Regions from separate parts of the Homo sapiens genome. Here region 1 is linked to region 2. Evidence: read pairs that join two places in POLR2A ChIA-PET (ENCODE). Cell type or tissue: Panc1. All regions are shown on one strand. Each heading gives the region's core, and the rest is flanking DNA. Links, peaks and the distances in the headings are about the cores only. Region 1 overlaps RBM47 (RNA binding motif protein 47). Region 2 overlaps APBB2 (amyloid beta precursor protein binding family B member 2).

Region 1 (4,401 bases), core at 193-4,192, 740 kb after region 2:
AGAAAATCTCCCCACTCCACCCCTTTCGGGAGGGTGGCTTCAGCCGTCTTGTAGTACACAGCAGGCCTCCCTGAGAACCCACAGCAAAAGGCCGCATTCTCAGGTGTGTGTTGATAGAAACGTCTGGGAAAATTGAGCCTCTTGGCTTTGCATCTGTTTATCATACACAAGCATTCATTGAATGATGTGCTTTGACATAACAAAATCTGTACAATCATCAACACAATTAAGACCCATTATGAATGAACGCTTTCTCAGATGAGCGAGGGGTGGGCAGAAGGCATGGCCCGGAATGTCATTATTCCCTTGTATCTTCAACCTCCCAGGATTTTACCTAAAGAAAGGAGAGTCAAGGAGAGATGTTTATGTGCCCCAAGGGCCATGCTTTTCAGTAGCAAGAGGTCCCTGCCTGTGATAGAAAAAAAGAGCCCGTGTTTCAAAGTCTTCGGCTTATTGTTTGACCTCCCAAGTAAATTCCATGTTCTGCCTCCATTTTGAGTGGAACTCCTTTTCCACTTTCAAACTCTGAGGTAATAGAAACATCCTGGTGCCAGGGGCCTGCCCGAGAGTGGGCGTGTCCTCTCCAATGTTTATTCTACTGGGTGGTGGTAACTTGGACCAAGGCAGTAAGATAAATGCTCAGGGTAAGGCCAAATCTTGGAAACCTTTTGCAGAAACTGTTTTTCTCTCTGATTTCCTACCCCACCCCCTCCTTCACCCCAAGTTTGGGGCAACATCTTCCTTTACCAAATAATCAAATAATTTTTCTGTAAACCATGAGGTTATTCTGAACTTTTGTGAGAGACTCCTCTCTAAAACACAAACTATGGCTTTTAAGTGGCATTCTTTAAAGTAATAATAATAATTGCCAAACTTTTTAAACAAATTGTGTGCCACACATTGCCAAATGTCACTTAGTCCTGGTGCTGTTACTAGAACCATCTTAGAGATGTGGAAATGGAACTAAGGTGATTTGCCTGAGGAGACACAGCTAGTAAGTGGCACAGTCATGACTTGAACTTAGATCTCTGACTCCAAAGCCTTTGCTCTTATGTGCATTGTGTGTGTTAGGTCATGCTTAAGACGTGATTATTAGGACAAAATTTTATGGTATGAATAAGGAACATCAAAATAGAAATCTAACCACAGAGATAGAATTATCTCTTGGATCAACACATTTTAAAACCCTCCACTGAATTAAATTCCAGGTAGTGATTGGAAGACACTGTACCCCACTGTATATAGCTTCAAATTGCAATTTGTCAGTTGGTCAGCAAATAAAGCTCTCCCAAGAATTCCAAATTGCATACTCATCTCAAACACACACACACACTCAAACACACACACTCACACTCACACACACACACTCTCACAGTCACACTCCAAGAGCTGTGAACCAAAGTTAACTTGTAGTCTTATTTATTTATTTATTTATTTTGAGATGGAGTCTCACTCTGTCACCCAGGCTGGAGTGCAGTGGCGCAGTCTCGGCTCACTGCAACCTCTGCCTCCCGGGTTCAAGCAATTCTCTACCTCAGCCTCCCGAGTAGCTGAGATTACAGGCACCCGCCACCATGCCTGGCTACTTGTTTTGTTTTTTTATTTTTTTATTTTTATTTTTTTGAGACGGAGTCTCTCTTTGTCACCCGGGCTGGAGTGCAGTGGCACGATCTCGGCTCACTGCAAGCTCCACCTCCCGGGTTCACGCCATTCTCCTGCCTCGGCCTCCAGAGTAACTGGGACTACAGGCGCCTGCCACCATGCCCGGCTAATTTTTTTGTATTTTTAGTAGAGATGGGGTTTCACTGTGTTAGCCAGGATGGTCTCGATCTCCTGACCTTGTGATCCACCCGCCTCAGCCTCCCAAAGTGCTGGGATTATAGGCGTGAGCCACTGCGCCTGGCCTGTTTTAAATTTTTAGTAGAGATGGGGTTTTACCATCTTGGCCAGGTTGGTCTTGAACTCCTGACCTTGTGATCCACCCGCCTCAGCCTTCCAAAGTGCTGGGATTACAGGCCTGAGCCAGTGCAGCGGACCGGTAGTCTTATTAATTCTAGAGTAAACTCATGCATGATTTTGATCCTAGGTAAACACTGGTATGTAAACATTGATAATATTTCCCAGTAGTACACTGGTATCCTTTGCCCTCTAAAATGTCCCAGTTCAAAGTTAAAATCCTAATGAAAGCTACTCTGAACAAACGCTAAAAAGAGAATTCAAATCCTTGATGATGTCTGCTTTACCTGTTTGCCTTGAAATTTTATTTTAACCCAACAAGTTCAAACTCTCCCTAAAACATAACAAAAATCCCTAGTTCAGAATAATAATAGCTTGATTTGAAGGTATATTTTTTCTGCTTGTTTTATATACAAAACTGTGAGTAAATGATTTATTTCAAATATATTGCCATGTTTATTTAATGCTAGCAGCCTTCAGTGAAGACTCATGCATTTTTAGTGTTGGGAAGAATAGCTGTGTGCTGGGAGGGTCCTACCTCAGGGGATTTGGCATCTACATAGATGGTTGGACATTTTGCATCCAATGTGGCAAGTCTCTTCATGTTCTTTCTGGGAGAGCTTCTGCAAAGTGCTTTAGCCAAGGATTAGGTGAGAAACAGGCTTACACATGGATGCATAAGCCACATCACCAGTGGAGAATCACACTGCCAGACAGCTTACCTGCTATGAAAGGAATCTGGGAGACTCTGATACACTAGTCTCCACCAGAACTCACAGGCTAGGCTTCTCTACTGACTGGTTTAAAGTTGGCTGGGATAACCTCTTGCCTGTTTTCCCATAAACACAGAATCCTACATGGGGCAAGATTCTTCCCTCCAGTTCAATTTTTTTTTTAAGTTTTATTGTCTTTTTTCCTTTTTTTTTTTTTTTTTTTTTTGAGACTGGGTCTTGCTCTGTCACCTAGGCTGGAGTACAGTGGCACAATCATAGCTCACTGCAGCCTTGACCTCCCAGGCTCAAGTGATCTTCCCACCTCAGCCTCCCAAATAGCTGGGACCACAGGTGTTACGCCACAACACCCAGCTAATTTTTTAAATTTTTGTAGAGATGGGGTCTCACTATGTTGCCCAGGCTAGTCTCAAGCTCCTGAGCTCAAGCAATTCTCCTGCCTCAGCATACCAAAGTGTTAGGATTAAAGGTATGAGTCACCACGCCCAGCCTTAAGTTCAGTTTTCTTGTGCTAACATTCCTTGATCACTTAGTGCTAGGTTCTGCACTAAGAACTTTACACAAATCATTTTACTTAATCCTCATCACAGCCCTATGATGAAAATCAGACTCCCAGGGTTCACACACCAGCTCTGATGCTCATTAACTGAGAATCTACTTAGCCTCTCTGTGCCTCAGTTTCCCTATCTGTAGGGTGGAGACCCTAGTCGTATACCATATAGACACTGTGAGGATTAGAATGAGTTAATATGCACAAGCATAGCACTCTGCCTGTCACATAATAGACATTCAGTAAACATTGGTTAATACAGTCATCATTTTAGAGATGAGAATATAGATTCTTAATGATGTTAAATGGCTTTTCTCAAGGTTCACAGCTAGAAGTAGAGGAACTAAGATTTGGACTTCAGACTGTCTGACTCTAGAGACTTGCATTTATTCAACATGCTACGAAGCCTAAACCAGAATGCCCAGTCCCTTTTAAAACTGTCACATGGTGAATGGATGAAACTGGGGAACTCTGTGTTATTTATCTAGATATTTTGATTTGCTCACAGATAAGTTTCTACTTCTGAAGTATACTTATTATTCATTCTGTCCACACTTCTGCCCCAAGCAAGAATCTCAACATTCAGGATATGGTATTTCACACTAGTCCCCAGACACCCCTGATATATTTAAAAGCAAAATTCTGATGGTATATGGGCTTTTAACTTGGGGAACTATGGCCTTATCAGAAACGAATGTTAACAATGTTGAGGTGTATGACCCTTTTGAAGCAGGCTCTGGTCAGTAACCATGAGTACAAATACCTCAATTCTCACCTATTTGGCATTTGAAGCGTAATTCAGTTAACTGAGTTCACTTAACTCAGAAGTCAGCTCCACAAGGACGAGGTCCACCATAGCTAGCACAGTATCTGGCACATAGCAGGTGGTCAATAACTATTTGCTGAATGAATGAATGAATGAATGAAAACAAACCCTCTTGTATCTCTTTTGGAATTTTAAGAAATTATTAATATATAAGTGTCAGGAGCTGAGCCAACAACCTTCATCAGATATTTTCTTCTTCCATGTCTCATAAATTTGGCCATTGGAGTTAAACGGAAAACAGCTTGGAAGAGGGGGAAAGGCAGCTAAACAACACTGTCTTTTTTTTTTTTTTTTTTTGAGACGGAGTCTCGCTCTGTCGCCCAGGCTGGAGTGCAGTG
Region 2 (4,401 bases), core at 109-4,108:
TTAGTAATAATAATAGTGCTGTATTAAATGCATTTTTTACTCATGATATTTTCAATTTATGGTGGGTTTATTGCAATGTAAGTCAAGGGTATGGGTAATGATGGTGCTTTATTTCTAGTCAGCAGTAATTTGTTTCCAGATAAAGTAGAGATCTGAACTACAACAGTGGTAATACTGAGTGTTTCCATAGGATTGTATAGACTCTGCATTTTTTTGAGTGAAACAGTTGTTGACATAGTGTAAGGGTTGACACATTGTATTTTTGAACTTCTTGGAATCTGCTTAATGGCAAACAGGTTGCTGAGAACCGAAGGTCTTAGCTGCAAAGTGAGCATACATACACAGCCCTGCAAAGCTAGGTGCATACCAGACAAGTGAATAACATACTAATTATTATCCTACCTTGGTAGTAATAGAATTGTAGCTTCAGGCACTATGTAAGACCTAGCTTTTTGAGCTGGCAAAATAGTGATTACTATTTTTAGTTCAATTTCTGCTCTTTAAAAAAACATAGTATACTACTTGCTACTCCTGGATGGTTTTATGTATTTTAATTAATGTTATCTTATTGCATTTGTACCCTGAGGCTGCTTTAGTGAAAGATATAATTTCAGAAGGCTGATGAAATTAGATAGGTCTGACTAGGAAGACTCTGTTATTCATATTTATGGTTATAAAATATTTCGGGTACATCTGTGTAAGACATTCTTGTGCTATAAACATACAGACACTGTTGTGAATCAATTTGCCTTAGAGTGTGGTAGAGTAGTTACAGACCAGTATAGTAGCTCTAGTGTGGGGGTGATTTGTTGTTTTTGTTGGGGGTGTTTTTGGTATTAAACATGACTTTACATTTTTCACTTGAAATCTCATCGTGCAGTGCTGTGTAAAGAAATGAAAGTGATTCTAAACCAAACACACACAACACTCCTCAGCTCTATTACTTTATAGTCAGGCTTAACACATTCTGATGGAATTGGCATGAAGTACGTGACCAGGTAGAAATCAGCTTTATTTGGTCTAAATGACTAGCCGGTTATAGGGCATGGAAAATCTATTTTAAATCACTTTCCAGAGCCAAATGCAATTAAGATGTTGCAATAAAGTGAAGGCCAATTCTCTGAGAAAGAAAGAAATACTATTTTGAATGAAAAAAATACTATTTTATTTGACATAGTCAATAAAGAAGAAAAGCTATAATAAACTATTTATAATGATAATGTGCAGAGCAGAGTTTTCTTTGAAATGGGAGTTAAGAATTACATAAAGGTGTCACAGAGTGATTGAACAGTTACTATACAGCATATTCCCTACCTTAAAGGTTAGGGTCCTGAAACCCTCTTTATGGTAGATCTTGTGGTTGTGAAATTTGAAATCTTAGGGGGAAAGGTCATGGGCATCAAGAGAAGAAGTGAACCTTAGGAAAACTTAGTACACATTGTTTTTAAGATTCTCTGAAATCAATAGCAATGTGCATTTTAGAAACCTCACACAGCTTCATTGTAATGCTGTGTATTCCTTTTGCTTTGTGATACATAATAACCATATTAAGATGCTTTTGTTGTATCCAGGGGCCAGTCATCTATCCAAATACTTATTGCCCTTTCTTCTTTCTGCTCTCCTTCATCCATCCATATATTTCCATTCAATCATTTCTCCTTTCCTGCGAGGTGCCATTTTAGGCTTTGGGGATACAATGAAACAAAGTTCCTGCCCTCAGTAAGATTACACTCTAGTGAAGGGAGATAGATAAGTGTCTCAGGTTGGATTCTCCACAGGCGGACGCTGAAATGGAGTTTGGGAAGCAGGATGTTTATTTGCGATCAATTCCTGTGAACAGGAGGTGGAAGGAGAATTGTGCAGGGGAAGAAGCTGAGCTGTGATGCAGGTTTGGCGGAGTCTCTGCCAACCTTCCAGAGAGCTCTGCAGTGAATGTCACCTCTCAGAGTGTCCCACACAGAGGTGTGGACTACCCTGGGAAGGATGTGACCTCAGGCAGGTGAGGCTGCACTCTGTAGCCAAGGCTGACCCCAAGGAACTGAGTCATGGACGCTGTTTACCTGCATTTGCTCAGCAAGTTCTTTCTTTATTGGGGGATCTAGCAATGCATCTCCCAGTCTGCCACAATAAGTACTTAAAGTACCTGGTGGTGACACACAATGGAGAAAAATAAAGTGGATGAGGGGGACAGACAGTGTTGGAGGGAGGAGAAGGCCTTAAGGAGCTATTTAAACAGAGGTCTAAAGGAATTAAGGGCTCTGGGGCAGAGTGGTCTAAGCCCAGGGAAGAGCTAGAGCAAAGGCTAGACATGAGCCTGGCCTGTTGGAGGAACAATAAGGGGGCCAGTGTGTGAGCTAGGGTATGAGCATGTAGGGTCTTTTGGCCATTGCCTTTTATCCTTTATGAGGTGGTGTATTACTTTGCTAGGGCTGCTGTAACAAACTACTATAAACTGGGTGGCTTAACCCAGGGGTCTTCTACCCCCAGCCAGGGATACTGGTCTGTGGCCTGTTAGCAACTGGGCCACACAGCAAGAGGAGAGTGGCAGGCCAGCGAATGAAGCTTCATATGTATTTACAGCCGCTCCCCATGGCTCTCATTACCACCTGAGCTCTGCCCCCTGTCAGATCAGTGGTGGCCTTAGATTCTCTAAGGAGCACGAATCCTATTGTGAACTGCACATGTGAGGGATCTAGGTTGTACGCTCTTTATGGGAATCTAATGCCTGATGATCTGTCGCTGTCTCCCATCACTCCCAGATGGGACCATCTAGTTGCAGGAAAACAAGCTCAGGGCTCCCACTGATTCTACATTGTGATGAGTTGTATAATTATTTCATTATAAATTACAATGAAATAATAATAGAAATAAAGTGCACAATAACTGTAGTGCGCTTGAATCATCATGAACCGCCCCCTCCCACCCCCTGCAACTCCCCCAGTCCATAGAAAAATTGTCTTCCATGAAACAACTTCTTGGTGCCAAAAAGGTTGGGGACAACTGGCTTAAACAACACAAATTATTGTTTTACAGTTCTGGAGGCTGGAAGTCTGACTCAGGTTATTGGTAGAGTTGGTTCCTTCTGAAGATCATGAGAGAAAGAGAATCTGTTCCATCCCTCTCTCCTAGCTCTTGGTGGTTTCCTGGCAATATGTGGCATTCCTTGGCTTATAGATCTCTGCCTTCATCTTCACATGGTGTTCTCCCTATGTATGTGTCTCTGTGTCCAAATTTTCCCTTTTTATAAGGACATCATTCATATTGGAATTGGGGCCCACCTAAATGACCTCATCTTAACTAATTACATCTGCAATGACATTATTTCTGAATACGATCACATTCTGTGGTACTGGAGGTTAAGAGTGTAACATATGAATTTTTGAGGGACACAGTTCAACCTGTAACAGGTGGAAAGCCGTCAATGGGTTTTGAGCAGAGGAATGATGCAATCCAACTTAGGTTTATAAAGGATCACTGTTTTGTGGAGAATAGAATGAAAGGAGGAAGCAGAGTCATTGTAAAAAGCCAGGCGAGACAATGGTGATTGCTGGGCCAGGGTGCTAGAGAGGGCGGTGGTGTGGACAGGTTCCAGATATAAGGTACAGCTGACAGAATTTCCTTATAAATTAGATATGGACTGAGAGAGAGAGAAAGAGAATGTAAGCATAGACAAGGATGGCTCTCCTGGGCAACTGCAAGAATGGAATTGCCATTTACTGAGATGGGCAAGGTCTTGGAAGAAGCCAGTTTGGAGGTACCATTAGGAGTTTGATTTAGGACTTAGGTTTCTGATGCTTCTTAGACATTGGTATGGTTAGGCTTTGTGACCCCACCCAAATCTCATCTTGAATTGTATTCCCCATAATTCCCACATGTCAAGGGAGAAAGTAGGTAGAGGTAATTGAATCATGGGGGTGGTTTCCCCATGCTGTTCTAATGGTAGTCAGTGAGTTCTCACAATATCTGATGGTTTTATAAGGGGCTCTTCCCCCTTGGCTTGGCACTTCTCCTTCCTGCTGCCTTGTGAGGAAGGCGCCTTGCTTCCCCTTCACCTTCTGCCATGATTGTAAGTTTCCTGAGGCCTCCCAGCCATGCTGATCTGTGAGTCAATTAAATGTCTTTCCTTTATAAATTACCCAGTCTCAGGCAGTTCTTCATAGCAGTGTGAAAACAGATTAATATAGCTATTCATGTGATGATATTGAATAGGCAGTTGGATATATGAGAGATTCTGGAATCCAGAGTTCAAAGAAGTTTCAGCTGGAAATGTGATTTGAAAGGCAGCTATGTTCACCACTATACCACCAATACTGGAGATGTGATTTATAAATCATGAATTTGTAGAAGGTGTTTGAAGCTGTGAGATTAACCAAGGTTACCTTGGTGAGATCACCAAGAAGG

Evidence for each region. ChIA-PET counts read pairs that join two places held together with the same protein. Peaks named below come from ENCODE experiments on the same cell type or tissue, not always from the same donor. Only the 100,000 strongest peaks of a DNase experiment are listed, where the experiment ranks them.
Region 1: POLR2A ChIA-PET joins it to region 2 with 6 read pairs; 2 of 35 experiments call an interaction of 5 or more read pairs at or near these places.

The regions. Positions count from the first base shown.
Region 1 is chr4:40,445,233-40,449,633 of GRCh38, reverse strand. The region is part of intron 3 of RBM47 (RNA binding motif protein 47); the gene reads left to right. Among named protein-coding and RNA genes, the nearest start is that of RBM47-AS1, 21 kb to the right of the region's middle. In Panc1, for the core only: no CTCF peak of the experiment used is centred there; no DNase peak of the experiment used is centred there.
Region 2 is chr4:41,182,362-41,186,762 of GRCh38, reverse strand. The region is part of intron 1 of APBB2 (amyloid beta precursor protein binding family B member 2); the gene reads left to right. Among named protein-coding and RNA genes, the nearest start is that of APBB2, 30 kb to the left of the region's middle. In Panc1, for the core only: no CTCF peak of the experiment used is centred there; no DNase peak of the experiment used is centred there; H3K27ac peaks cover 304 bases.